3 separate regions of the Homo sapiens genome follow, and all the other regions are linked to region 1. The links are chromatin loops, found by intact Hi-C in ENCODE. Cell type or tissue: PC-3. All regions are shown on one strand. Each heading gives the region's core, and the rest is flanking DNA. Links, peaks and the distances in the headings are about the cores only.

Region 1 (10,454 bases), core at 1,357-9,356:
TTTGCCCTTAGAGATCCTGGCTTAGGTTTTTCTAATGGTGTTTTCCACATTTTGAAGCATGTTTTTTTTCTTTTTTTCTATCTTGGCCCATATCTCCTACTGTCTTCCTACTCTTGGATTATGACATAGGCAACCATTCACTCATATGAGGTGCTTTAAATTGCTGTTCCTAGTAAGATCTCAAAAGTAATAGGTAAAAACTTGTTTGAGTGGTCATCCTGTGCTTAAACCAATGTACTTAGTCATCTTCTTGAAATCTCACCTCTCTTTACCAGAAAATGAGTTGAAGCTGGCCATATTGTGTATTGTGCTGTGTACAGTGTTGAACTTAGTGGTTCTTGGTGGTGAACTTAGGAGTCCAATCTGGTAAGGAGTGGAGTAGCTAAAAAACTTGCTTGGGACAAGCACAGCAGTTTTACTTGGCTCTTATGCTTATTTGAGGTGGCTTGGTTTACTTGGTGCTGCCATTGGTTATGGTTGTCTTTTTTGAACAATCCCTCCCACCCCCAATAAATGATGCATTTAAGATGCCTGCTCTTTCCAGAGGGAGTCTCGTATTCCATTCTTCTTGCCTCCTATCACAGTTTCTTCCTGAGAAATGATAGAAATAAAAAGCTCTATCTCTTTTTATCTGAGTCACAGTTGTCTCATCTGTAAAAGGAGAGGTGAAGTCCGACGGCTAGGAAGTAGAGGAAGCAGGATATCAAACCCAAGTAAAGTCAGGCTCCAGAATCTCTTTCTCGCTCTGTTGTCTCTTCTTGATCAGTTCCTTAAGGCTGTGGTGACGGTGAAGTGAGATAAGGCATGTAAAACAGCGCAGTGTAGAGCTCTCCGTAAGTTTTTAATGAAAAGTAAATATGATTTTTGTTAGAAGGTAGTAGCTGATCTACAGTAGAAGAAATGTCTGAGCAGTAACCTTTTGAAACATAAAACACAATTTTGCTTTGAAACAAAGTGCAGTAGATTTACAGAAAATGAAAATGTTTATATGGAACAGTTGGTTGTATGGCTGAACATGTAAGATTTGATTATCAGTTGAATATTGTATCGTTAACAGAAACTTCTTTAAGTATTTCACAGTGATATATAATGGCATTTAAAAAAACCTTTTAAACCTAAATTCACTGATTTTTAAGAATTGAGGGAGCATTGCAATGCATAATTAATACCGTAGGGCTTGGTATACTTAATTGAAATACTATTCCTATTGGCCTTGTTTTTCTCAATTGAAATGAAAGTTGATTCTCAGTTTGTGGTCAATTTTCTACACTTCTGATAATTTTGTGGTGGACCTGAGTTCCAGAATAATAAGTGAGAATAGCTTAGAAAGAGAGAGAAAGGCTTTTATTGAACTGGAAATTCTACTGATGGTTTTGCCATAGAAATAGAATTAATTTACATGATCTTTAAAATTAATATTCATACACCCAGGAAGGATATCTAGGGTTATTTCTGTATTAATCATTGGACTAGGTAGGAATGTCTAAGAAAAGAGTATGATTATTTCATGTGTTTTCTTTAGTGATCTTTTACATTTTTTTCTGTATTATTATTATTATTTTTTTACTTTGTTGCTACATTGTAGCTTAGCTTTAAAGACTCTTCTGAAAGGTTATTATGTTAGTGTATGGCCCCTTCACTTTCTAAAAGAAGTGTTTAGCTTTTATTAGATATTTGTGCATCTTTGCATTGTGTAGCTGCGAAAGGGATATGAGCTTGAATTCTTCGCAGAGGAGTATTTGAAGAAAGCCTCAGATAATGTTATTCTAAGAAGAATCCACATGCTATAATTATATTTCTTATTAATTTGGGGGGAATTTTCATGTAATTAGAATATTGGCTTTATTTAAAAAATCTATATTCAGGCATCAAACTTTAGTTTACTAAGTAATAACCCTTACCAGAATGATTGCTTGTGCAATAAGGAGAAATTATATATTTCTCTAGGGGAAAAAAAGGTTCAATAGAAGTATAGTTTAATAATATTTTATTATTTAACTTTTGACAAAGTCGACTGAATTTGCCATTGTTTTTATTACACATTTTGTACAGTTTTGCCGTATTGGTTGAATTTTCCTTAGAAACAAAACAATCAATATATGCTTTACTAGATTAAATCTGAAAAGTGACCTTAATATATGAAGTCATGCTCTGGTATAAAGATCATATAGAAGATAGGTAAAGAGTAAATGCTTCTTTATTTTTAATTGTCTTTTTATTGAAGGGAGATGTTTTCAAATGTATACTTGAAGATGTTTCTCCTTTCTCCATTCTGCTGTCAAGTTGCTTAAACAGTGAGCTGTATATACAGTGAATACATTTAAGCTGCTAGGGTGAAACTCCTAACTGAATGACAGTTCTCCATTTCTTTTTTCTTTTTTTTTTTTGAGACGGAGTCTTGCTCTGCTTCCCAGGCTGGAGTGCAGTGGCGCCATCTCGGCTCACTGCAAGCTCCGCCTCCTGGGTTCACGCCATTCTCCTGCCTCAGCCTCCCGAGTAGCTGGGACTACAGGCGCCCGCCACCACGCCCGGCTAATTTTTGTATTTTTAGTAGAGACGGGGTTTCACCGTGTTAGCCAGGATGGTCTCGATCTCCTGACCTCGTGATCTGCCCGCCTCGGCCTCCCAAAGTGCTGGGATTACAGGCGTGAGCCACCGCTCCCGGCCAACAGTTCTCCATTTCTTAGGGGAACAGAACACAGCTAGATCCTGGATTGTTTGGTCGGTCCATGGGTTTGAAGCTAGAGTAGAACAATCTGTGACCCACGTATGAAAGATGGTACATGCTGATCACAAATCCAACCCTGTTCTAGCCACTTTGGGGAACTAATACCTGCTTCACCTTTTCTTTCCTCTCTTCCCGTCCCTACCCTTTCATGAAACATATAGTGAAGAGTCAGTAGTCCTTCTTCGTAAGCCAGAGCTTCCTTCATGCCAAGGAACAGTGACATGGCTTGTCACTTTCAAGTTACGTCTCTTGGCTGAAGGGTGATCTTTTCTATTCATTCTGGCTTCGTGACAGCAAGTAAAAGTTTGTTTGCTTTTTTTAACCTACTGTGGTGTTCAAACTGTGACCTCATAAATAGCTGGGATCTCATTGAGATAACAAGGGCTCTGCAATTTTTCATCCAAAGTAAAATGTTAAATTTTCTCAGGACCTATTTCTTTTATGTGTTTGAAATACTATGATTCAGTTGCTAAAAAATGTTTAAAGCTATTATACTTAAAGCAATAACTTCAAGACTATGAAAATAAATATTTTGAAACAAAGCAATTCGAGTAGAGGAAAAAAGTAAGGTAGATTCATATCTCTTAATATAGCTGTTCAATGAAATATGTAAGTACTTGGTCTTTCCCTGACCAAACACCGGCCCCTGCTAATTGAGGCAATTCTGTGCGAAGCCCAGTCTTTTTCTGAGGTTGTCCTGGGAGTAGTCGTCATATCCAAGACTAAGATTTAAAATACCTGGTATATCATCATTGCTCCCCACCCCCAACATATACTTATTTTTAATTATTTTCAGTCACTGTTAGTTAAGGCCTGTCATTTGTTCCAGGAACAAAAAAGGATGAGATATAAACTCTGAACTTGTGTTTATTCTGTTACATGAAATAGGAGGCATAGCAGACCATTGATATTTACAAGGTTTATCACTTAAGACTATTGAAAATCCCCAAGTTTGCAGTTAGCACTATATAGGATGGGAAAGGTCTACTAAGCTTTGGGATGCCGGTGTTGGCTAAGCTCACTTACCAGCAAACTGACTTGTGCATCCTCAGATCAGCCTAGTATGAATGATCCAGATTTATACTCAGCACATTTATGAATCAGTGTTTGTCATATATATTTATGATTATTCTCAGATAGAACTTTGTTTAATCTAGGAATGTTTTAGGATGAATAGAGATGCAGGGTGAAAATTTTGTGGTTGGACATTCATGCCTGTGGCACACCTTATCTTCCTGTGATTCTGTAGCTGATGACGTGGTTCTATAGGGCTCTTGTAAGTGGCTTCTCTTGTGGTTGAGATCTGGGAGGTGAAGAGTCATTTGAATGTGTCTTCTACATTACACATGAAGTTAGACTGGCACTTTTTAAAAAAAATTTGTTTCTGTCTACAGCTCTCTCAAGCTGATATCATCCTTTGCTTAAGGTATATTACACTGCTATTTGTTTTTGCTGATAATATTGGTAGGGAAAGCTAATAAAATTTGAAATTAACTTACACTTCGAGCCCCATTTAGCTAAGATGGTAAATGGACTGGGAATATGAGGCAGACTGTTCCTTGTATAACGTTAAAAAGCCCATAGACTCTTCCAGCCTGTATGTAACAGCCTGTATGTAACAAATAGCTGTTTCCTAATGGATGAAGTTAAAATTATCTAGATTCTCATTTTCTGAGGACAACTAAAATATATAAAGATAAAAATACATTTAACCTCAAGTTTATAACATGTTCAGTTTTTTATTTGCATGTTGGTGGGTGCACTTGGAACTCTCTACATGCAGATAGATCATAAAACATTGCTTGGGAGGGACCTGCATACCTCTCTTATTATTCAGATTCAGTGACTTATAAAGCAAGCCGGTGTTGGATCGAGATTGCAGTTAGAGATAATTTGGTCAAATCTGTTAATGTTGCAGATGCAGAGGGAGGAGTCCTACCCAGTGATTTGACCAAAGTTCCATATCTGGATGCAAAACTCTCCATTCATGCTTTTAAATTAGAGAACAGACTCCCATCCCTCTAGGGGCCAGGCAAGTATCAACAACAAGTGAATGAATGAAGCTGACCTGGTTGGTTTTGCAGCTAGGTGAAAGTACAGTTGTGTGTACCAACAAGGCAGTGGCCACTTTATGCCAGCCATCCAGTGCCATGCAGGAATGTGGGCCTGGTGCTGCCAGGCCTTCTACTCTTTAGAAAGCAGCTCTAGATCTGATTTTTTTTTTTAAGAAAAAATAAAATATCCTGAGTTTTAAATGTTGTCAATTTGTTTGAATTTTTAAAGCACTGTGTGGGCCAACATTTTCCTGGCCAAACAGAACAAGTCTGTGGGCTGAATTTGGCCTACAGCCAGTGGATGCTGGTGCTCTTTCCAGCTTGTGAGAGCTGATGGTGAGCATCTTTTCCAGACTCTACAAACCGCGACCTCACATTGGTAGCTTAAAATTCATCCACAGTAGGAGTATTTACACCACAGAAATTGGCAAATGGTACAACCTGGGCTTGCCCCTTCTCCAGCCCTACCACCCCTCACTACCAAAGGCAGTTGTTAAGCCTCACACACCACTGCATTCTATCGCCAGTCTGAGACTTTTGTACCTTATGGCTCCAAGGGATGTCTTTCATAGATGTTTTTACACCCCCTTTGTTCTGATTTTTGTAGCCTTTTTTCTGAAAGAGACTCACACTACTACCATGTGTAACTCGTTCATTCTTATAAGATTTTTGTCATTGTTGGGTTGTTGGGCTTTCTCCTTATGTTTCCCTTACTATAGTTAGCATGGGAGCTGGAATTATAGTCTTGGGCCTTAGGAGGAGTACCTAGTATATTGTAAGTATTATGGTACATTCATAATGGACATTTGATTGAACTTGCCTAAAGAATGCTGCTTGATTTTTTTTTTTAAAGCCATATATACATGTCTCATTTAGAAAAGTGAATCCTTTTTAAAATTGATTAATTAGCTAAGTTTAGGGACATTACAGTGATTCTTTCCTTTCTGTTGGAATTTAGAAATGCTCTAGTGGTACACCCGAGGGTTTATCATGTCAGAAATTATTTCTAGAAAAACTCAAGCTCAGATGTTACATTTTCATTTGGTAGTTATTCCAGTATAAAAACAGAGGGAAGATACCTAATTGGTAAGTTTCTTCAGTTTTTGGTGCCTTAGAGTCCTTATTTATAAAATGGAATTGTTATGAACTTGAAATAAGATAATACATATAAAATGATTAGCACGGTTCCTGATACTACACTGGTTGCTACTGCGGTTATATTATTGGAACCATTACTTAATCATGGTTGCTTGTTGCAGTGGTATTTATGGTTATGATAGTTAGACTCAGCATATTAGAACTGAAAATATTTTGCCTAAAACCACCCCTTTCCAAGTATTTTCTTGTCTACTTTTCTCAAATGCAACCACTCATATCTGGAAGCTGTTTTACTGTTTTGTCTCAACTTAGTAAGAAGGGGGTTATGCATTTATGAAAGATACTTGAGTGAGTACCAGGTTTAGAGTCAGGGTTTCTCTATCAGGTAGTAGCTTGACTCCAGTAAATATGTAAGTTCAGGTGTAAGTCTTCCAGGGCAAGGAGATTTTATAGGATACCCTAGATCATCACGTCAGTGTGAACATTGATTTAGTGTTCAATATAGGTATTAATCAAATTTGAAGAATGAAAGTTTTTATTTTGTTGTTATTATTATTGTTATTTTTTGAAATGGAGTCTCGCTCTCACTGAGGCTGGAGTGCAGTGGCGTGATCTCGGCTCACTGCAGACTCCACCTCCTGGGTTCACAGCATTCTCCTGCCTCAGCCTCCTGAGTAGCTGTGACTACAGGCGCCCGCCACCACGACCGGCTAATTTTTTTGTATTTTTGGTAGAGACAGGGTTTCACTGTGTTAGCCAGGATGGTCTCGATCTCCTGACCTTGTGATCTGCCTGCCTCGGCCTCCCAAAGTGCTGGGATTACAGGCTTGAGCCACCGCGCCTGGCTGAATGAGAGTTTTTAAAATGATCTGAAACCATTCATCATACTAACATACTGATTGTGAAAAGACCTTGTGGTAAACACAAAGAAGTTGCATAAACTCTTAAAAAGAATGGATTGATTATTCCTTAAGACTTTGGTTTTACTAATTACGATGTATTCTAGAATGGTGCCTTCAAAGTTTTCTTTTAATTTATCTTATTTTTGCAGTTCTGCTAATCACATAATTGTAATAGTAATGAATTGGGCAAGACAGTAATTTTTCTCCTTTAGTTTTCATTGTATCATAGAGCCTATCTTCCTCTAGGTTCTAGATCAAAGAGAGGGTTTCAGGTTTAGACCTACTTCAGTTAAACTGCTTAGGCCAGATTTGAATAAAAGTATTAAAACAGGTGAGATGTTTTTGCATTAAAAAAAATACCATTCAAAAATTTGAGTGACACTTTGAAAAAAAGTTGCCTATTCCCAAAGACTATGGAAGCAAAAGCATAATTATGCTATAGATTATATTTTAGGGACAATTATTTGCCATATAACTCTTCTGAAGCATGGAAACAAGACTTGGTTAGTTGTATTTCCTCTGTTAGAGGTGTGTAAGGAGTCTAGATTTGGTTCATAGTCATGAAAAATATTTTATTCATGTGATAGCTTTTTGGACGATTGTATTCTGCACTGTATTACAATGGCACAATAAATTGCTGAATATACTGTCTGCTGAATATGACTTTACCATGAAAAATTTGATGCATGGAGAAGGAAAGGTTGGAATATATCAACCTTTTCTGACAAGGGACTTTGAATTTTGACCTAATACAGATGACCTTTGTGCGCAATAAAAATGAGCTTAATCTTGAGGTTAAGGTTGAGGTGAATGGCAGGACAGTGTGGTGGAGCTTACACTGACTGGAGGTGTATTGGTGCCTATGTGGCTATTGGCTAAATGGGAGTCCGGCACTTAAAATTTTTTTTTTTTAGCATTTCAAGAAGCTTATTTATAGCAAGTTGTTTGGCTCTTTAATACCACCCCATTTCCTCAAAGCTCAGCTTTCTGTTTAGTTGTGGTAAGTTCATCTGTTTTTATGAAGTTTACTGTTTCTGAGTAAAAGGTATGACTGTGCTTTTATTTATTTTCTGTTCCATAGATAAGCTATAGAGAAAAAAATGTTCTTATGGCTTATGGAAAAGACAACTGACATATGTAACCTTGGAACTGAAAATAAATGTTCTTTTAAGAAGATTTTTTTCTTTGACAAGTTGAACTTTTGTCATCTAACTTTGGAACTGTCAGGAGAATTTTTAAGCAGTTTGTGCCTTTATCTAGATTATAATTAAGAGAATGTGTGGGAATTATTGTCTTGAAAGGCTTAGATGATTTACAGAATGGCTATTGCCTTGGAAGTTCCTTTGAAGTGCATTGGCTAATACACTTACATTATAATATAATATAATATAATATAATATAATATAATATAATATAATATAAAATAATATGATGATATAATGTATTTTTAAGGTTTTGCCCACTGTACCTAGAAGGAAAATTGTTTTAAAACATGAATTTCTCTATCAAATATTTTATTTTCAAATACCTCCACTGATTTGTCATAAAAGAAATTACACCTTAGTGAACATCAGGAAAAAACCTGCTCATGTTATAGTACCTGAACACCTATTGAATAGTCTGCCCTAATAATTGGTTGAAACAACAAATAGTTGAGGAGAGTGCCAGAGAGTCTAATGGAAAGAACTTCTACTCTTTTAATCGAGCCTGCAAAATATATTCCCTGGGACTGATCAGCTCTGAAGCACTGAGGTTTGATGATTGGAATGGCAGGAAACCATGCTTTCAGGACATAACGAATTGACGAGGCCATCCATCATTTGTTAGCATACGCTGAAAACGTGGGCTATGTGTGCAGAGGCCTGTGATTTAGTAAATACTTGGGAGATGAATAGAGCTTACACACAAGGGAAGATATTGCTGTCCTTCAGCAGCCTGAGACCCAGGCGCCTGCTGAGAAGGCCATCTGACGGCATATCATCAGTAACTGGCCTGTCACAGTCAGCGGTGCCCACCGACCATTGCCAGTATATTAAATGCATTTTTAATATCTGCTTCAGTAGATTTAATGAAGAAAATTTAGTTTCCATACTCCGAGCACTGCTTCCTCAAGTATTCTAAAGAATGAACTCCTTGCCTACACAAAAAAGAGGGAAGACCATGCTGGCAGCTAGGAGAGTTGATTGAAAAGGAAACTCAAACAAAATAATTGCTAACAAAAAATATATTTAGTAGAGTCAGTATCTTGTTGATGTGAAAAAAAAAAGCTCATTTTTTTTTTTTAAAGAAGTTTTGGATTAAATTTTTAGCCCCTAATTCCCTTTTCTCACAAGCCCTCTCCCTAGGAGGATTCGACCTGCTGGCAAAGGAATATAAACCTACTGCTCTGAAAGGAAATATTAGAGGGGGAATATTATGGTTTGGCATAATTTGCCAAATTTATGGATAGAAAGACTCCATTTTAAATTACTTTGTGTTTTGGTATACTACTGTTGATTCTTAGGATTTTTGCATGAAGATATAAAGTGGAGTTTTTCTTAGTTACTTCCAAATTTTTGAATATTGAACTTTACTTGTAAACTTATTAATTAAGGTAGTAATTTTTGCCTGGTATGCAGAACAGTTCAAAATGAATGTAAAAAAAATTAGTTGCCAACTTGATATAAAGTGCTCTTATGTATTTCTTATGCTGTAATGTTTCTTTAAAAATTATAATTTTTAAATGTTCTATTTTCAAATTCAGGCAAAGTGTGTAGATTCATTCTTTTAAATGAGTTTCAATGCTGACATTATTTACTACAAAACAGCAAGACAACCAATTAGATGTAGTTGCAAACATGCACTATAAACCCCTCTTTAAAAAAAACAAAAAACAAAAAACAACAACAACAAAAAAAACCCAGAATATGCTCTCATGTTCACAGAAGAAGAAGCTACAGAATGGGACCTATAAATCTGATTCCTGCATGTGTCAAAACAGTAATGTATTAAATGCATATTATTATAAAAATTTAAGACATGTCTTAAACACACTTACATTTTTATAACACGTGGCAATATTAAATAATACCTTTCCTTGTTAGCATCTGTTTGCCGTCATTGTTGGCAAGACCTATGATTTATTGCTTAAATTAATGACCAAGACCATTTTGGACCTGATATATGCCCCTAAGCTTATTACATCACTAAATAAAATAAAATGTATGTGCCTATGACAGAGTTATTTTTATAATTGTTTATCCCTTTAAGTGCCCTATTCGGTGATTCACTGAAAGGTTCATAATGGTTGGCTTGTAACCAGAAAATAATCTCAGAAAGGTAAAATACATTGCTTGTTTGGAAATAAAATGCCAGAGTGATGGTGATGATAGGGGTCCCAGCAAGAATTTGCAATGCTCAAACTCTTTCTTTTCTCAATGCTCTCAGTGACCTCTTACTGAATTTTTTGATACACAACCTCTCTACCACCATCCCAACTCTTAAAGCTATCTGTTAATGCTGGCACTCACTTTCATATAAACCCTGCATTATGGCTAAAGTGGTTTTTTGCTCAGACATAAAGCTGTAAGGGTTAAATTATTCTGTACTTAGGATTTTCCAGGTACCATTATCACCATGCATTAAACTGAGCAAGATTATTTTCCTATTTTTCGTTCTTTTCTTTTGGGAGAT
Region 2 (10,454 bases), core at 958-8,957, 840 kb before region 1:
CTGCTAAAGTGGTATTTGTTTCTGTTCACAGGTCAACCTTTATTTAAATTGCCCCTCAGTGGAGAAATACTAGACCTGAAACAGACCTAAATGTGTTACCAGAAACTTAGGGTCTGGCTCAGGGTAATTAAATGCATCCAATTTGAATTTGTTGTCCTACCTCCAGGTCTACTAACTCCTCCCTCCCCACCATCTCGGGCAAAAAAAAAATAAATAAAAAAAAAATCTAGAAATAATTCTTAATTTCTCACTTTTCTTCCTTTTCACATTTAATTCATCAGCAAATTGAAATTATATTACAAGTCCATCAGTTTCTCCTCTATTGCCAATACTGCCACCCTACTCCAAGCCAAAACCGTTTCTTACTTGGATTTCTGAATTGGTCTTCTAATCTGTCTTGCTTCTGCTCTTGCTATTCTTCAATCCACTCTTCAAACAGCAATAACCAGCATGATCTTCTGATCCTGCTCAGAATTTTCCAGAAGTTTTCTATTAAATTTTGAATAAAGCTCCCAGCTTTTTACAGTGGTCAAAAAATCCATAGACGATTTGACCTCTGTGTACTACTCCAATCCTTTCAGCTTAATTGAATGTCTGCTATGTGCTAGGCACTGTTCTAAGTGATGGAGACACAGTGACTAAGACAGTGTGGATTCCTCCTCAAAAAGCTTATGTCCAGGAGATGCAGATATGCCATACACAGAGAGTTAAAAGGAGTGTATATGATGTGCTATAGTGAGTAGATTTCACTTGGGGATTAAGCCATGAGGGAAGGACTCATTTAGAAGGTGGCATTTAAGTGAAAATCCAAAAGACAAGATGGAACCCATCCTGCAGATACCAGAAAGAAGTACAGATAAACTATTAGAGGGCTTTATATAGGGTAGTTTTGTGAACTGTTTCACATTGTCAAAAGATGACTCTGGCTGCTGTGAGGAGAATTGAAGAAGCCCATTTGGAAGCGGGCAGTCCAGTTAGGGAGCTAGAGCTGTAGTCCGGGCAAAACATTGTAATAAGTTGGACTAGGATGGTGAATAGAAACGAGTGGACAGATTCAGGATAACATGTCCGAACTAAAACCTGTTATTGACTGAATGTTGGTGTGAAGGCCAAGAGAAATTGATGAAGGTAATAGACTGTGAAGGAAAAATGGGGAGTGGGTGTGAAAACAAAGAGCCTGCATTTTGCACCCATTAACTTACCATGTACGTTTCTGGTAAATGCTACACTTTGGTTTCTCCAGCCTCAAGGCATTTGCACATGGCGTTTCCTTTAGACTAGAATACTCGTCCTATTGATACAACTCCGATGACTGGAGGAACACCAGGGTCCTTGGTCTCGCGCTGATGGGATTAATGACACGGACACACATGAAGTGGTTTTAAGGAGTGAAAAGTTTAATGGGCAAGAAAGAAGGAAGAAAGAAAAAAGAAAACAGCTCCTCTGTACAGAGGCAGGGGGGAGGAGGGCTTGGAACAGAGAGGAATGCCATGTGTGCACAGGGCCCAGGGGATTGGTTTGACCAGGTGTGTCATTCACGTAGCCCGTGAAAAACCTGGCCCTCCTACCTTACCCCCTTAATATGCAAATGCAGGTTGCCATGATGTTCTGAGCACATGGTGTTATCTGGAAGTGGCCATGACACTTGGCACACCTGGTGACAAGGAGAAGGCGGGAATGGCCATATTGGGTAGACTCTGTTTCTAATTGCCAGCATTTGCATATCAAAGCTTGCCAGCCTGGCTCTTTAAGCCGCCTTTCTGTTGGTTTCCGCCAAGAACTTTTACCCTATCTAGCTGCCTAAAAATATTTCTTAATAACTCTGGTATTACTGTGTCCTAGGATGGCAATTCCTTAAGGTCCTAGTTTAAGTGTCACCTATTCAGAAACATCTTCAGACCACTTGCCCAAATTACATTATTCTCTATTCAGTTTGATTTTTTAATTATTTTATTTGTAGACTTTAAAAATTGTTTGGTTTTCCCCACTACTGTAAAAGCTCATTGAGGGCAAAGATACCTTCATTTTGCCAAGCACTGAATTCACACCATCTAGCAGAGAGTGGTACTTAAGTATCAATAAACACTTTTTGAATGATTGCATTTGTAGATCACTGTGCCAGTTTATTAGTTCCATACGCGTACCCATACATTGTTTAATTTCAATTGAATAGGCTTGTAACAAATCAAATTTTATTTGTCCCCCTTGGTTTATATACTGATAGAAAGTTTTAATGAATAGATTATTGGTTTCTTCAGTAAATAGCCCTTCAGCCCACCTCTGATTGCTCAGGGCCTGGCTCAGAGTGACCATTGAGAAGGCACTTTTCTTTCCAAGCCTCAGTTTCATAGTCTGTAAGACTGATATAAATATGATCTCTGCTTTAAAGAGTTATTGTGAAATTAAATGCGTTAATCCATATAAAATACATAGCACAGTTCCTAGTATATTGTAAGCATTTAATCAACGTGACCATCATGATTGTTATTATTATTGATATTAATTGCTGAAAGAACAGAATGTTTTTGACACCAAAGGACCTTACAGATGAGTGAACATACTGCTATTCATTCTTATTGTCCACAAATAAAAATTGCTAAGTTATTGTTCAAATTTTTATTCCAAACAATATTTTACAATTGTATGTTCTTCTGAGGTAATTCTCAGAACTTGCATTTCAGTGATTTAACATCATGATTCTTTCTATGATTTGAATGATTTAATTAAAGGCCATTCTTCTTAAGCTTAGCGCTTAAAAAAGTCTTAGTAGAATTAGGCTTTTAGAAATTCTAAAAATATGAAAGAGAAAAACATTTGACTCCCCAGATATGTGCAAGCAACAGCAAACCATCAGATCAACTGAATAGATTAAAAGTACCATTTAACATTAGCTAAATATCCTTTTATTTTCGATATAAAAAACAGTAGAATTCCAGTGGTAACTAATGTAAATAATTTATTTTTCCTCATTTAATGGCTATAGTTCTAATGATATCGTCTCATCATGAGGTAAAATGTAAAAATGCTTAAGGACTCAGTACTCTAAAATAGATTTTTAATATTTAAAAGGTTTGTGCGATTTTAAATAAGGCAGTGCCACCCAATATCATAGCATGCTTCATGAGAAAAAGATGCTAAATTTCCTTGACCTAGTTTCATCTTCATGTTTAGGAAACAGTGTCTAAGAAGTAAACAAAGTAGTTGTGCCTCATGTAGGAGATGATTATTGTTTGAATTTATGATTCATGCCTTGAGCAAAATTTTGTTTGTGGCCTCATTTGCAACCATAATTTACAACTTTACCAGGGATATGCTGTGTATTTGGAAGGTAATATATCAGACTTGCTTTGTACTGGAACAGTTTTCTAGCTCTGGGTATAGTATTTTCTGTGTTTCTGTTAGCTATAAAATTTCTAGGCATAACATTTATTGTAGCAAATATGGAAATTAAAAAAAATTGCATTCCCCTTAGGAATGTCTTATTGTATTTATATTCTGATTATGGTTAAATCCAACTATTGTTTAAAGGAGTTGTTAATCCTGCAAATATCTGGTTGCAAAAGTAGGAAGATTTAACTTTTTCAAATTTTTAAAAAAGTAAAGATTGCATCATTTTTGCATTGTGTGTAACTCTCATCTAAGAAACTAATAAGTAACATGTGACTCCAATATAATGTTTGTGTGTGCCCTTAAAATTCAGAATTTTTTTTTCTGTTGCAAATAATAAGTAGACTATAATACTGTAAAATGAGTTTTGCCTGTTATCTTTCATCTATAAGTTAGTGAAGAATTTCCCACAGTATTTATTGGAAGTTCCATTGTCCATTCTAATTTCAATTGTCTTAATACATATGGAAATACCGGGGATTTTATAATCAATCAATCAGTCTACTCCAAGTTGTAGAGATCCTCAACTAAATGTAATGTATTTTCTAGCACTGACATTTATTTATTTGCATCTTTGTACTGCAATTTTTATTAGGATGCTCTTTTATTAAGGGTAATACTTATTCCTCCAACTAAACATTTAAAAATTAACTCTAAGCTTCCACTAGTTTGAAAAATTTCTGGTAGCTTGATTTGAAAATGTAATTTTAATACATATGATTAACAAATATGATCCCATGCTATAATTTTAAAATACTGAAATTATTATTCTGTATCCGATTATATAAGTTTAAAAACAGAGTTAAAAATAGAAAATATTGCCGTTTTTCTTGTTTTCTGATATAATTAATAAGAAAAAAAGCTAAAAGCCCAAGGGAAGTTTAAAAGTGTAGAAAAAACTTGACAATGAACATTTGCCTAATATGCTTGGTGCTACATGTACTTACAGCGTAAAAAATAGATCAACCTAGAATCAGACTCTTCCAGAAATTCTTTCCATCATCCAGTTCTTAGCAGAGTTTCTTCTGACATAAAGGTAAGTAGACTGAATAGTCTAGTGAGAAAGAAAGCGATCACTTTTTCTGGCCGTTACAGTAGAGAAGAGAGAAGTAGGATAATGCCTTTAGTCACAATGCTGGGACTTCAAAACAGAATTAAAACTCTGTTTAGGAGAATGTAGGCTCAAGAATCATTTCGACACTATTACATATTTCTTTTCTTCCCCCAGTAATTATTCATTCAGCTATTATAACTAACCACAGTAATTTTCTTAGAACAAAGGAGAGCATGGCAACAATAGCTTTAAAAATGACGAAGTTTAAATGCCCAAGGTCAGAGTGTAACGTTTTGATTTCCATAAGTATTTCAAATGCTACAGGCTTTATGTAATAATTTTAATGTGAAAAATATGCAGGCCACGCTTCACTGCTCTTTGCATATACTGCAAAGAGGGAAAAAAAACCTTAAAAATTGCTTAGCTTTAATTGAGCAAAGGGATTCACATGTGATCTGAACTTGTGGTTCATAATTCCTCTAGACAGCTTCGGTTGCCGTGTGATGATCCTAATTAAATTATGTAACGGCACTGAACTAGCTAAGCTAAAGGGCCTGTTCTTTCACATCACCTGGTGACTTAACTCTTTACAGGACTCTGGGTTTGGGGCTTTGGTCTTCTACCACAATCTTGTGTGTTTTTTCATTGTTAAGGGAAGGAAAACACAGTATTGATGGAATCCGCTTTAGAAGTTTCGGCCTGTAGGTGGCAGCATTGTAAGGTTTTGGAAGTCGTGAGCTCCCAGGTCTCTGCTTGCCTTTCCCCCAAGCCTCATCCACCCGTGCCACATCAGGGGAGCTAACATCACTATACGCTCATGTCAGGTAAAACTAAAATGGAGAGAAATGTCGTAGTCAAAAAATTAGGCTTTGTTCACTCCCGTTTGTGTTTCATTATATTTCTGATGACACGGTACATTTCTAATTCTGACCTGAGATTCAGCTAAAGGATTTTTCTCAGTAGTCAGGCGTCAACCCATGGCAAACCATACTTTTTCAAGATAGGCGTTTTACCAAGTAAAGAAAGGAAATTATTCTGGGGGAATAATTATTTAACTTAGCCATGCCTATTTTAATCACTTGGGAACAAGTTAGACGGCTTCGTGGGGCCATATAGAAATCACCTAACGAGGTCACCTCACAGTAATCTCAGTGTCCCTATAAAGGTTGGCTTCCCTCTCTTCCTCCCTCCTTTTCTCCCTCCCTCGCTCCCTCTTTTTCTTCCTTTCTGCTTTCCTTTCTCCCTCTCCTTCTCCCTCCCTCCCTTCCTCCCTTCCTTCCTTCTTTCCTTCCTTCCCTCCCTCCCTCCCTCCCTCTTTTCCTTTCCTTTTCTCCATGTGCGGTCACCTTTCACTCAAGACCTGAGATTACCTTTCTGATTTGGCAAGGGTGGAAAAGAAACGAAGGTTTACCAAGTAGAAAAGAAATAAAAACTTCACCAAATTTGATACATTTAATTTACAATTCATGATTCATGTAGCTTTTAATGATGTATTGTTTTATGCAATATGAATTTCTCAGATTATATCACTATAATACATAATAAATGCATATATGTGGATGCTAGCATGGATTTTATTGACTGTGATGTTTTCCTTAGACCCACAGAGATCTTGCAGTCTTACCTCGCACACTTCTCTCTGAAAGTTGTGCTTCAAAAACTTCCCTAGGTGATAATGGCAACAGTGTAGTGTAAGGACACTGGTTTCAGGCCTTGTATGAAGTCTTTGGTTAACTGAATCCTTGGGGAAAATCATTTCTGAGGTCAAGATTGACAAAATTGTTTAAGTATTATTGAAAATATAAAACAAAATTGTTTCCTCAATAAATATAATTAGCTGCATATACTGCAGTTTCAAGAGCAAGCACTGATGTTAGGACCAGCTCTTTAAATAAAATAGGACCTCTGTGGTCTCTGGAGGGAACATGCATAAAGCAAAGTAAATGATTTTCTGTCAACACTAAGTAGACAGGTGCTTACATTGAACAGCATTCTAATATGTCTCTGAATATTTATGTCTTCTTTTTCAAATGCATTGCCCATGAATGTCACAGCTGTCAAAAATCTGTACACAAGAAGATAAAAAATGAAATTAATAAAAGGCAGATCAACATTTCGTTTGTTTGGAACACTTTTCCCCCTTGCTGCTTTCTTTTTTCTTTCTTCTTTTTCTTCTTCTTCTTCTTTTTTTTTTTTTTAATTTTTAACTCAGCTGTGTTTTAGGATTTTGGTACATCTGCATGTTCTAAAAGGCCAACGGAAATGTAAGTTGACTAGTTGTATTTGGGCTGGCACCAGGGCCTGTCTCAGTATTTAAACACCAAAATAATCAATGGAATTAATGGCCAAGAGGAACAGGGTCTGAGGATTTTTCTAGCCATTTCCGCTGTCCATGCGCTTGGCTTGCTTGGGTGCCACAAACGAGATTCTGACAGGTTGTCACTGCCCTGACCTGAAACTCAAGTTTGTGAGGTGAGAGGCTCTTAAATCTTTTGGCTTCTGTAGCCCAGAGTTTTAGCTGTGCAGAGTTAGTGCCAAAACAAGCCATCATGTGCCCTCAGAGTTATAAAGGAATTTGGTTTTCAGAGCAGAGATGACTAAATAGAATTGGTGGTAGATCAAAGCAATGAATAAAAAGGTCTATTTAGTCATCAGATCCCTGCCTCTCTGCTTCTCATGGTACTGAGAGAGCCAGTGTGTATAAAGAGCATGTGTTAAGATGAACTCAGCAGTCACTTGACAAGCATTTATTCATTAAGAAGCCGCACATTTTGAGGTACCTGGTTGTTCTTATTAGTAAGTAACCCCCAGCAAAAATATCCCCCCAGATGTTTTCATATTTACTTTGCAATGTCCGAATGAATCATTTGGCAACAAAGGAAAATACAGTTTAAAGATTGAATCAGGAATTTAAGCTCAGGAACTCTTTGTACTTTGTTTTGCCCTTGATGAGAATTTTTCTAAATTAAAAACTCTCCAAATTGTCAAATCGGTGTTGCAAAAACCTCAGTTTAGTAAGATTTAGCATTTGGTTTCCAAATTTTGGTCATGTAATTGGTGTTTTATTGATAACCGCAGATATGAACCAGATGTAATCAATATTGGTTTAGCTCAGATTTGATTTGGAGAACATACTGGTTGCTTTGATTTTTTGTTGTAATTATAGAAGTTAAAGAAAAACCCCACATAGATTCAGTTCTGATTTGAAGAGGGTCACTGGACATTTTTTTTTTCTTTTAAGAAAATTTTAGTTCGTTGGCAGTCTGATTAAACAAATATTTGAGTATATTTATATTGGGAGTTGTACAAAAGTAGTTTGTAATATGGCTCAGTTCAAGTTCCTTTGATTTGTACTGTGCGATTGATATGGATCACTTCAACAAAATATCAACCTCTTTCAAATCAGTAATTTAACCTCTTGTCGGTAAAATTAGGGGTGATCAAATTGGCAGGGACCGTGAGGATTTTTTAGAGGTAGATGCTGATGCTCTTGTGGCTGGAACCTAGAATTTCTCTCCATCTCTGCCCATTGGAATCCTACTCCTTCTTCAAGATCCAACACAAACGCTACACTTCCCATCAAGCCCTCTCTGATTCTCCCTAGACAAAAGTATTTTTTTCTCTTCTTTTTTTACATGACACTTTGTAAGTACTTTAATGAAAGTGATTATCATATTCTGCTTCAAGTTATAAATAGTGGTTGATGTGTTTACTTCTTTCAATATATCATAAACCGAGAGCAGAGGCTTTGTCTGTTTTAAAATTTGTATTACTGCAGTTCTAGTACTCTTGTTTGCAGATTACTTATAAGTGTTGTGGCTTTCAATACTGGTTGAATCTTTGTTGCTGTTGCTTATTTTTTGTTTTGTTTGTCAGTTTGTTTTGGTTGGAATGGCTCATTTGGCAGGAAAAACATTGCAGCTATAAAATATAATCCAAATGCTTATTATTGAAAACCTTCTAGGGCATTTCATAACGTATACATAGAGTATCTAAAAAATATGCAACCATTACTAGCAGTTCACTGAAGTTCACATTTCAAATAGGTTGCATCTGTTTCTAATCAGGTAACTGAATGATTAGCAGGAGAAAACATATGATTAGAAAGCATACAACCCTTGCTGATACGTATTATTTTAAAGCTCTCCAAACTAAGGTCAATAAAGGAATAGTACATGCAGCAAGAAAAGCTAGATTAGAGGAAGAGTTTCACCAGTAAACCCTTTTGTGAGCTGTTGTAGAAACAGAACTAATTTAACTGATGGGTTGAGGCATTTTGGGCTGACATGCTAACTAAGGAATGTAAAAATAGATGAGAAGAATGGTGACTAGGAAAATTATGAGAGTTGTAGTTGAAGAAAATAAAAAAATGTTTGCTGAGTAGAAAGTCAATGAGCAGATGATTTCATCCGTTTTTATAGGGCTATACTTTTAACTCAAAGAAAGCTAAGTAAGACTAATGGAGAAAAGCCCTACGTTTGATAAAATAAAATAAACAGACACTATTACAAATAAGAAATGTTGGAATGCTCTTTGTTTACTGTCATTACTAATGGGAAAGATAAAATGACTTTCTTGAGGTAGTATATCATTTTAAGATCATACTTATCTCTTAGCTTAATTCATCAACTGAGCTACTTCATTTTTGAACAGTTTTTACACCATTGAGCTTGAAGTTCACAGAAGGAAAGAACAAAAAGCTCTGTTCTCTACTATGATTTGAACCAGACACAATTTACTTCAAAACTGCATGCTGTTCTTCAGTTAATTACTCTCCCTCTGAATTCTATCAGATGTCCCTTTTTCTGCAATTTGGACAGTCTGCAACAGAAGAAAGACATGGGGAAACTTGCTCTTGGTTTTATGTTGGTGACATGCTTTATGAATTGACTTGATATACTTTTCCAGGATTTATTACAGAAACTGGCTACACTTTTCTGTAGACCATCCCTACTCAGTATAGTCAAGGCTCACTGGCTTAACAGAACGTTATGTCTGACAACACCAGTGTGCCTACAAAGCTGTTCTAAAAAGAATGAAAATTTGGTTTGATGTAAAAGTCTACTGTTCATACAATGCCTTGTAACACTGTATTTCATTAATACTATTATTATTTTTAAACTGCAATGTGAGACCCAAGTGTGAGACAAAGAATTTCAAGTTCAAAGTAACTTGAAGCCACAGGGCCCTCAGCTTGGGAAATTCTTGGAAATATTGGAGGTCATGGACCTTCCAAAAAACACAGAGAAGGGAACTTGAGCTAATTTTAGCTAAATGTAAAGGACAGAATGACCTTACTTGACACAGGATTTACTTTTTGCCATTATTTTTTTATCTTCTGGTTATTTATAAACCAACAGCTTACCTAACTACATGCTGTGGTTAACACAATTTAAGCAATTATAGCTCATAGTGATAGTTTTCCTGAAGGTTATACTTCTGATCAAATTCAAAGTCTTGATTGCCAAAGTTTACATAAATTGTTAATACAAAATTTAAGTATGTGTCTATGTTCCATATGAAATACTGCTATGACATTTGTAGAATCCTAGCATCTAATTTTTAAAAACCTTAAGAACAGAAACTTATTGATTCTTACAATTTTCATCCCAAATTATTTCTGTTGCAACTTCTGCCAATTTAAGCTCCATGTTCATGTGCAAATAGAAGAGCCGGTTGTCTCTGTTGCATAATAATTTTCACAGGCCTGAAGACCTTGTTATATTATGCCTCAGCCTTCCTTGCTCCAGCCCAAATTATTACACGTTCTTGGATCTTTTCCCAGGGATCTTATTTTCTATAACTGGTCACAAAGTCTCTGAAGATGTAAAATCTTATAATCCAGAATAAGTTATGCAAATATTATTTTATTTTACTTTATTTCTTCTCCTTTTCTTACTGGTTTGAATAAAGAGACGAAGAAATGCTCCTTCAAAAGTCATAGTAAAACAGATCATGTAGATTTTTACTTTTGCTGTTGAAGTTGTGGGTTTCCCTTATAGTTTATCTTTTG
Region 3 (10,454 bases), core at 930-8,929, 210 kb after region 1:
TTATTTGAGTGAAAGCATACAGTATTTGTCCGTTTATGACTGGCTTATTCCATTTAGCATAATTTATATCCTTGGGGTTCAATCATGTTGTAGCATGTGACAGGATTTTCCTCTTTTTTAAGACTGTGTAATATTCCATTGTACATGTATATTACATTTCTTTATCCATTCATACATCTATCAGTGGACATTTGGGTTGCTTTGTTCTTTCTCTTTTTAAAAAGCAAATATTAAAACAAAGATGAACTATTAAACTTGGCAAGATTTCAAAATGCTCCTAGTCTAAAATCAGCATATCAAAAAGATATCTGCACCTCTATGCAGCACTATTCACAATAACAAAGATATAGAATCAACCTAAGTGTCCATCAGTGGATGAATGAATGAAGAAAATGTGTATGTATACACAATGGAATACTATTTGGCCATAAAAAAAGAATAAAGCCATGTCATTTGCAACAACATGGATGGAACTGGAGGTTATTATGTTAAGTGAAATAAGCCAGGCACAGAATAACAAATATCACATGTTTTCGTTCATATATCGGGGCTTCAAAAGTTGATCTCATGGGGGTAAAGAGTAGAGTGACAGCTATCCAAGGCCGGGAAGAGTGTGAGTTTAAGAGGGTGGGTGGATGAAAAGAGGTTGGTTAATGGATACAAACATACAGTCAGATAGAGGAGTAAGTTCTAATGTTCAATAGCAGAGTAGGGTGACTGTAGTTAACAAAAGTGTACTGTGTATTTCAAAATAGCTAGAAGAGAAAACCTAAAGTGTTCCTAACACATCAAAATGATAATTATTTGAGGTAATGGATACCCTAAATTATCTGGATCATTACACATTCTATCACATGTACCCTATAAATACACAAAATTTTATATACCAATAAAAGTAATAAAAATGTTTTAAGTTTTTGGTCTAATAGGAAATGTATTCAAGATGGTACAGTGAAACTTCATTGCCCTGAAATTGGTGTATGCAGCCCTTCTTTGTTGTGTAAACTAGACTTAAATGTTCAAACAGGCACAGCAGTGTCATGTTATTAACAACAGAAACTTATATTTAAATAACATTTAGGTCACTGACATCACCAGGATTTTCTGTCTAGTCTCTTTTAAAGTAGAGTTTCTCCTGGTCTCATGAAGCTGATCAGCTCTTGTTTTTATTTATTTTTATTATTATTTATTATTTTTATTTATATAGTCTCACTCTGTTGCCCAGGCTGGAATGCAGTGGGGCAGTCATAGCTCACTGCAACCTCGAACTCCTGGGCCCAAGCAATCTTCCCATCTCAGCCTCCTAAAATGGTGGGATTACAGGAATGAACCTCTGCACCTGAACTAGCTCTTATTTTTCAAGGCAGAAATGACCATGTGAAATGGTTCTTCCTGCTCTCTAGCTCAAAGAAACATCTTATCTAATTATAAATTTAGGAAATTTTCTGACCTAGTTTACTCACGTTTCCTACCCCTCAGTTCTGCGTTACAAATTTTCATCCTGGGTAAAGTATGACCTTGTATTGCCTTTGGTTAGTACTTTACAGATAACAGTTTTCTTTTTCCTACTGAGTTCATTTCCAGATCTCTGGACAGAGATCTAGTCTACTCATGGAAAGATCTGTGGTGGGGATTTAGTGGAGAAGAGTTCAGAAAATTTCTTTATTAGATTCTACTGTTGGGTGGGGTTTTTGGCATCAGGCAACAATGAACATATACAGATTCAGTTGTTATGAAGTTTATTCTCAAATCCACCTTGAACTTCAGGGCACAAATGCTATTCTATTCACTTTATAGATAGAGAAATCTTGGGGCTATGCCAGGAAAATAAATCTGGAGTAGTCAGTCATGGATTAGCTGCAGGGGCATTACATTTACTAGAATGCCTTACTCTCGTTGTGCTTAGGAGGGAACCAAATAGAAAAAAATTACAAAGCCCAGAACTGCAGAATGATTCACAAAACCTCAAGAATGACAGGTAAGATATTTTCCACCACACAGACCCTCAGCACAACCAGAATCGAGTGCAGGATGGCCTCCCAGACCTGTCTAGCACTGGCATCCAGTCCCCTACCAGGCATCTGTCTGCTCATGCAGTCAAGCCTCTTCTGTTCACCTCAGATGTTCATACATCGGGGCTTGAAATCCCCATGAGATGTTGCCCTGTCGGGAACCATCCTCTGGAGCTGGACCAGTGTGCCTTTTTAACTCCCTAAACAGAGCATCCCTCTTCGTTTGGAAATGTCTGTGGCTCAGAACTTCATCTTGCAGATCCAGCATTAATTAAGCTATGCCTTTAAAATATAATCAGGTACCATCTTTACAGACTTAAAATTTCTAACTATAAAGTTGACCTTTGAAGTTCACATATTTGCATTTCCCTTTTGCTGAGCTTAATTTTCTATTTTGCTATCATGACTCTTTGAAGAAAAGGCAGAGTATAAATACATTAAAAGCCGCACAACCGACATACAGAAACTGTAAGATTCTCATTTTCTTAAAGGAGCACTATTGAAAATGGTGCAAAGATCATTTTGTAGAGTTTGTATGTTATGGAAAAGTAGAGCTGTGAAGAACACAGATGCCTGCTGAACCTAGGAATGACATAGGCATTGTAGAGATGGCAGTTGTGGTTCAATGAGTGCAAATCCATGTGTCATATACAAATACAGTTCACTTTAATAGTTTGCTATCTCTTCACTCATCTTAAACACCTTAAGGTATTTGGAAAGGGAGGAAGAAATAAAACAGATGAACCTGCTGAGATATGGCCAGGAACAGTAGTACTTCATTTTGATTGATGTTTTTACAACCTTATCTTCTAGATAAAAGCGACTGTAAACAAAAGCCTACCTAAACTGATTGTATTTAAAGGAAGCAAGAGCCACCTGTGTGCAGCAATTGGCTCCCAAGTGCAGTCTTTCCTCCTAGCAGCCAATTCTTGCTGCTCACAGCCTTGCAGCCACCACTTTAACCATCAGTAGTGTTACTTACAGGGACTAGTACTCTTGGTTTCTACCACTCTTTAAACCACAGCATCATCTCCCCCTTAATATCCTAGACAGAATAGATTCCTACCAGCAATCCCAGCAATCTTGCAATTCGCTCTTCAGAAGTGTACAACTTGGACATATTTTTAAGGCTCATTTTCTTACCTTTAAAAATGACTTTCCGTGGCCAGGCATGGTGGCTCATGCCTGTAATCCCAGCACTTTGGGGGGCCGAGGCGGGCAGATCACCTGAGGTGAGGCGTTCAAGACGAGCCTTGCCAACATGGTGAAACCCCGTCTCTACTAAAAATACAAAAATTAGCTGGGCATGGTGGTGCATGCCTGTAGTCCCAGCTCCTCAGGAGACTGAGGCAGGAGAATCATTTGAACCTGGGAGGCGGAGGTTGCAGTGAGCCAAGATCACACCACTGCACTCCAGCCTGAGTGACAGAGCAAGACTCCATCTCAAAAAAAAAAAGACTTTCCTTCATTATATAGTAGAGAGTTATTAGCAAAAAAAAAAAAAAAAAAAAAATTATTTTCCAAATGAGTAGTAACACTGACATCTTCTTCTTCTAGGGCAAGGGACTGTAGAGTGATATTCATTTGTGTATTCATATATCCACTCAACAAATATGTATTGGCTGACTCCTATGTGCCACTGAAATACAAGCTGCCCTCATGAAGCTTACATTTTAAAAGAAGTGTTTGTTTGATAACTGCAAGGCCAGGTTATCCATAATTTTTGAAGACCCATTTTTAAAATCATTTTTCCTTATCTGATCATTTTTTCTAATGATCTAGACATTTCTAACTTCTAATTTATTTTTTTCCCCTTTCTGGCATTTGCCTTCATGAATCTGCAAAATTGGGATGTTTTGCTTTTGGGGACTAGGTTGGCTAGCCAAAGAGATTTTCCTTATCATTAAATATTTCTTGTGACTAAGAGAAAAATTTAACTGCCCATTTAGAGTGAGTTGGGATCTGACATACCAAAGCATTGTGTCACATTTGGTTAATGATAGATTTATAGGGCAAACATGTATCAGCCCTAATCCTTCAGTTATTTGACTTTGCCGAGGATGAAATTCCAATAATTTTTTATTTTAAGCAGACTTTTATATATCCAAAACCCATAAATCTCTTTGTTCCTTGAGATAAACATCTGACCGAACTCTGGGTTACCCTGTGATCCTTTGAGAACTATGCCAAGGAAAAAGAAACTCCATTCCCTCCATTAGCGAATAATTAAGGGCTACTTGAAAAAGACATATTTTGGGTACGCAAGATTTATGTAGTCTTTTCCATTTTATAATGTGGTTCTAATTTCTAATATTCAGAAAGTTAGTTAGAAATGGAAAGTTCAGAAATCACCTCAAAATTCATCAGAGCAAGTCTGATGGTTGATTAACTGGCAAACACCAAAATGGACTGCACCACTGTCAGCCAGGCCTTGCCAACTCCATGATCACTATCCATTATGGTTGTCATATCAATTATAAATTCTCTGGCATCAAACACTAAATCAGCTGAAATGATGGGTTTGCCTTTGGCGTGTTTCCCTGGGGAAATAACTGAGAAAACATGTAATAATTCACACGACCAATTTTGTTAAAACAAACACCCCCAACTTTTGGAAGAAGGCTGGGGTATAAATTCCAGATCGATGGACATGATTTGCACCCAGTGTCCACATGAAGTGTTCTCTCGTTTTAGTACTTAAGTAAGTAAGTGTTTTCAAAGTAAACATAACTTCGGGTACTTTGTTACTTTTAGGGTTTCTATGTCTTTTGCTATGTTTGCTGTCTCTCTCTTCCCATTTGAGAAGGTGTTCTGTCTTCTCCATGCATCCTGTTTGAAACAGAACCACAGCTATTGTCCTGAAACTCATCCTCCCGTTTCCCAGTGAAATCATCTCAATATACTTCTGACCCCATCATCCCTCTAAGTCTCTCGGGACCCCTAACCTCACCTTTCCCTCCCCTCAAAAATGGATGTATCATGGAGAAAGTTTAAAGGGCTGATGTGAATAAATACAACATAGTTAAATAGTTGCCTTTTCCAGGAAGACTTCTAGAATCATTGTCATTGCTCTAATTAGTCTGTTACTGTGAACCCTTTGGCATTTTGTTTATTCAAGTGATATAGTTTACTCTGAAAATGTGAAGAGATATTGATTACTATGTTAAGCAATTTATGGAGAGGAGCTTTTCTTCTGTGACTTGTGCTCTATGCAGGATGGATAGACAAGCTTGTATGTAGATTCTTATAGGTAAATGCAGAGGGGCTGACCCAATCCAGGAGTAAACATTTCTTCTAGAAAACAGAGAGTAAAGACAACAGATTAAAGACAAAATCACTTCTGCCTTTGTTTTCTATTGTAATCTTCTGAGAAAAGATTTACAACAGGCTAGAAAGATTATAAATATAGCATCTATCTATATCCAATATAGAACAAAGCAAAGTAGAAATTAACTACTTTTTCAGGTAATTTAACATGGATGTGAAAATATCAAGGTATATAATCACCATGGAGAATTTCAGAGTGTTGTGGTTGTATATTTATATACATTTAAATTTTTGTTCAAAATAACATTTTCTTTGTGGCATAAAGGCCCAAAGTGAATCAGTATTTATCATATGCTTTTACTTTTTTATTTTCAAAATTATAGAAAGTTGTTTCAAAGAGATAAAGTTGCACTTTTCATAGCCAACATGCATAGATTGAGTGAGAATACTCATAACTAGGTTCTCTTTCTTTGGTCATTTCAGTCTGCAAATACAGACCTGGCAAGGTAAGAAAAAGTAGATGAAACAACCAAGTTATCATATTTTAACTTCATTTCTACGAAAAAAGAATATTTGTATTGTATATTAAATTGACCATAGTGCCAGAACTTTATGATGTTATATTACATGATCACTAATCTATTATTATTGTACACGTATTTACACACAGGCATAAGTATACACATACTTTGCATATAAACATGTGCAAGCATATTTCACTTGGACTGAAAGGTTATTTACAACTCTGTCTGGATATACATACAACAGTGATTAACAAGTGCATAACCAATCTACAACACGTAGATTAAAACTAAATAAACAGTGTAAGAGTTTATTTTAAAACAATTACAAGATGTTTTATGTTTCTCCTTCATCGTGAACTATGTGTTTGAAAACGCACTCTTCATAAAAACCACATGCAAGTCTTTTTTTGATGGTGAAACAATCGACTTCCAACAGCCACATGTCTGCACACATCCTCAGAAGATAGCACAGACCCCACACAGCAACTCATAATAAGAGAAAAAGAAATATATATATGATTATGATTATACATATGTGTGTGTGTGTGTATATATGTGTGTGTGTGTGTGTGTGTGTGTGTGTGTATATATATATATATATATATATATATATATATATGATTCTCTGCTGTTCTTGTTTTAGAGAAGGAGTTTATTTCCCTATGATTGAAATAAAAAATTTGGGCTAGGAATGAAGGTTTCTGTATGTTTTTATTGTTTGATGAAGACCCTCATGAACAAGAAACTTAAAATTATCAGATCATTCCGTAGTCTACTTGTCATTCTTCAATTGAGAATTGTTTGTTTCATTGACTAGATGCAGATTTATATTGTAGGACTCTACTGCACTGAGAATCCTTGTTTATGCAATTATGGTAATTCAGCTCATTGGGAAGAAAAGTATTAGGTCAATTTCAGCAGTTTCCGTGATTACAGGTAGAGAGACAAATTATGTAATAGTACATAAATCCCACACCTTTCACCGTCTTATTACCAAAAGAGATGTAAAAGCATACTAGTTTAAAAAATATATGTAGTGGTTTTCTCATAGAGCTGAAAACATGGGTAAGCCAAGTTAATGGCACAAACATAAGATGCATCTGTATACTAGAGGTATTTTAGGAGCAAAACTGGGGCCTTTGGGGCATACTGTATCACCCTGTTTAACAAGTTCTGAACCTTCTTTTCTGGGAAAACAAATCTCTACCTCATACGTTCACTTAGACCCGTTGCTTCCCTCAGTTTTCCTCATAACTTATTCCAGCTGTTTATTTCCATTTATATGAACAAGCTGTGGCAGTGTTCTGGATTTACTCCTCTTCCCTCATGTTTAGATTCTGCCCCATAACTTCTGAACCCCTTCACAGCGTGAGACATTTCTCTTCTCTGAACTTTATGTAGTGATTCTGTAATTCTCATTCCCTAGCTTACTTCCACCTGTTTGTCAAAGGTTTAAAATATGCTCCCTCAAAAGTAATTATTTTCATTTCTTTTGCCAGAATTATGGGTTGCTTTTCCATCTACTTCCTAAATGTGGTGATACTTAAATTGAAATAAGTAGCCAGATAAACTTTTTAGCGTGAAACTATTGACATCAAACTTAGAGTTATTCCCTGTGTAGATAGGTGGATCCCAACTCATATACTGGGGTTTTGATCAGTTGCCTTGCTTCTGGACCCCTGCTTGCCTATCACCTATCCAGGTGTAGTAAATATTTTTCAGAGTCAAATGACTGTTATAGAATGCTATATAAACACAAGGTATAATGAGACAGTAAAGCATAGTAGTTACAAGGGTAAGCCATAGAGCCAGGCGGCTTGGGTTCGAAACCTGGCCCTTTTTGGGCCCCAGTTTCTTCATCTGTAAAATGAGGATAGTCATAGTGCCCTCCTCATAGGGTGGCAGTGAGTACCAAATTAGTCTGTACATGTAAAAGTTCTTGAAACACTGCCTGCTCAGTAAATATTAGTTACCTCTTTGTTGTTGATTATTGAGATCTTATATTATTTTATATGTACTTAGCATCTTTATAGACATAATGATTGGTCAAGGGCTCCCTGAAATCTGTGGAGATCTAGAAGCTCAGCTGGCTTCAGGAAACCAACGAGGGGTTATTGGGGTTAATTTAGCAAGATGATATCTAATAGTATGATTCGAAACCTCTAAATTCCTTCATCTGCCTTTCTTTTCAACAGTCTCTGAAGAGGATGCCTTGAGGAAAAGTATAACAATAGGAAGTTAATAATCTTCTCCATTCTCCATAAGTAAAGATGCCTCATCCTAGTAATTCCTGAATTATAGGATAGTGTTAGAGGCGTGGCAAGGAAAGGGGAGTATTTAGTTTTATACTTTAAAAAAAAAGAGTAAGCAAGTTCTTCCTGAATTTGGGGAGCCAAATTTTCTGTCTGAACCACTGAGTTTCTCAGAGAGTTACAGGAAACCTTGAACAGAAAGATACTTATATCATATTCTGTCCAACATTCGCAATCTGGAATCCTCAGGGCTTATCTGAGGATAGCTAGATTTTTCTCCAAAACTAAGAATTTACTCACTGAAGTACCATTTTTAAAACATTCTTGGTGATAATCTTTTAAAAATACATTAACAGCTTTCACTGCCTTTTTTAAAACTGAACAAAATGTAAGCAGCATTTGTGTTTCCTGCACTGTCCTCAACACCTGTTGAGATCGACAAAGCCTGCTAGCCCCAACACCAAACAGCCAGGGACTCTCACAGTTGGGGCATTTTTATGTCTCTCTTCACTGCTTGCCAGCAGGAATTCACCTTGACTGACAAAGTGTTCTCCCTGTAACCAACTCCTTCAAATATGCAGCTTCAGGAACCCAATAACCAAGTTTACCAAAACAATAGAACTGGAGAAAATATGGAGAATTCTTTATTTTATGTAACCTTAGCATCCTAGATATGCAGCAAGGAGGAGTATTGCTGTATAGTGCAAGTTAGGAGCTAAGAAGCTCAGTTGGTATACCTGGCACTGATCCTCGGCATCAGAAAGTGACAGAGAACAGTGGGGACTGTGGCAGTCCCGCGAACCTAGGTTATATCTGAAGGGGGCAGCTGTTACTTATCTTCAGTTGCTTGTTGCCAGATTGATTAGTTTCTCAAAAAAAGCTAAATATGCAGGATTTTGTGTAAACATTCCCAATTTGTATGCATTGGTTCAATTTTTTAAAATTAATGAAAGCCCAGCCTTGATTTAACAGATCTACTGATGTCACTATTTTGCAAGGCCGCTCACTCCATGTTTTTGAAAGTTTCAGTTATACAAAAAATTTTATTTGTGTGGAATCAAAATCTAATTCTTGGCTACTTTCAAGCATTGTCCTAAGTCTGCACTTGAGAGCTACAGCACGAATCAAATCCTTCCTCCATAAGAGCACTCTCAAAATCAGAACATGATGAGTGTGTTAGTGAACCTTGACTGTTCATTTCTAAATCAGACATACTCTTATTCTAACCATTCCTCAAATATCCTAGGATTCTCCTTTGGTTGACTTTCAAACTGGAGACATGCCCTTAAAATATGACACCAGAACTCTCCAAAATGCCCTAGGTGTGGCTTAACCATTGCAAAGGACATTGACTCTCTTTTTCTGGTTAAAGTCTAACATTCTATCACCCTGTTTAGTAAACCGATCACTACCTCATAGTGAGTGCATCACAAACTGCCTTGGTTCTAAAACTGGTTCCTCCACTTTTTAGCTGTGAGACCTTAGGCAATCTACTTAATTGTTCTATGCCTTGGTTTTTTTACTTGTAGAACAGGGATAATAATTGTACCAACCTCATGGAGTTGGCATACAAATTAAGTGGTTCGATATATATAAAGTGCTTCTATATATATTAAAGTGCTTAGAACAGTGTTGGGCACATAGTAAGTGGGGTGAAAGTGTTAATAATGAACATTGTTGTAACTATATTATTTTCACTATAACCTGTAAGTATGCCACTAGTGTGCTCACTCTGGTCATTAATAAAATTGCCATGCCGAGGCAATGGCTGACCCCTGCCTGCACCCCTGTCTCTAGACTCGCACTGATTCAATAACCAATGCAAAGCTGTCTGATCATCTTAGTGCTAACCCTGTATTGCCCATCTTGTCCTTGAGGGTATCTTTCATGTACCAGGCACTGTGTTAGGCATGGAGGTCATGAATACAAATAAAACCTGGTCTTTACCCTCAACAGGGTCCCAATATAACAGACAAATGGTGAAACAGAGGGATACTCACTAGGAAACAGGTATGCACAGAAGGGCCAGCTTTAGTTCCATCGTCTCTGATTGAATTTCTCTAAATACCCTAAAATGAAATGAAACCAGAGAATCACTTTTTTTTTTTTTTTTTTTTCAGAGTCTTGCTCTGTCACCCAGGCTGGAGTGCAGTAGTGCAGTCTCAGCTCACTGCAACCTCCGTCTCCTGGGTTCAAGAGATTCTCCCACCACAGCCTCTAGAGTAGCTAGGACTACAGGCGAGCACCACCACGCCTGGCTAATTTTTTTATATCTTTAGTGGAGACGGGGTTTCACCATGTTGGCCAGGCTGGTCTCAAACTCCTGACCTCAAGTGATTGGCCTGCCTCAGCCTCCCAAAGTGCTGGGATTACAGGTGTGAGTCACTGTCCCCAGCCGA

Evidence for each region. Hi-C counts contacts between places; a loop is a spot of excess contacts. Peaks named below come from ENCODE experiments on the same cell type or tissue, not always from the same donor. Only the 100,000 strongest peaks of a DNase experiment are listed, where the experiment ranks them.
Region 2: a loop joins it to region 1, with 12 times the contacts of the local background. A loop is called at or near these places in 3 of 110 quality-filtered maps.
Region 3: a loop joins it to region 1, with 4 times the contacts of the local background. A loop is called at or near these places in 5 of 110 quality-filtered maps.

What each region holds. Positions count from the first base shown.
Region 1 is chr15:36,587,137-36,597,590 of GRCh38, forward strand. All of the region lies in intron 1 of CDIN1 (CDAN1 interacting nuclease 1), which reads left to right. Among named protein-coding and RNA genes, the nearest start is that of CDIN1, 13 kb to the left of the region's middle. In PC-3, for the core only: a CTCF peak has its summit at 4,742; DNase peaks (open chromatin) are centred at 3,025, 3,945, 4,635 and 7,765; H3K4me3 peaks cover 1,546 bases; H3K27ac peaks cover 4,340 bases.
Region 2 is chr15:35,746,655-35,757,108 of GRCh38, forward strand. All of the region lies in intron 2 of DPH6-DT (DPH6 divergent transcript), which reads left to right. Among named protein-coding and RNA genes, the nearest start is that of MIR4510, 170 kb to the right of the region's middle. In PC-3, for the core only: CTCF peaks have their summits at 5,150 (motif pointing right) and 5,351; DNase peaks (open chromatin) are centred at 5,147 and 7,037; H3K4me3 peaks cover 260 bases; H3K27ac peaks cover 1,088 bases.
Region 3 is chr15:36,794,523-36,804,976 of GRCh38, forward strand. The region is part of intron 10 of CDIN1 (CDAN1 interacting nuclease 1); the gene reads left to right. It also overlaps the pseudogene CSNK1A1P1. Among named protein-coding and RNA genes, the nearest start is that of MIR8063, 170 kb to the right of the region's middle. In PC-3, for the core only: no CTCF peak of the experiment used is centred there; DNase peaks (open chromatin) are centred at 1,889, 2,749 and 4,009; H3K27ac peaks cover 515 bases.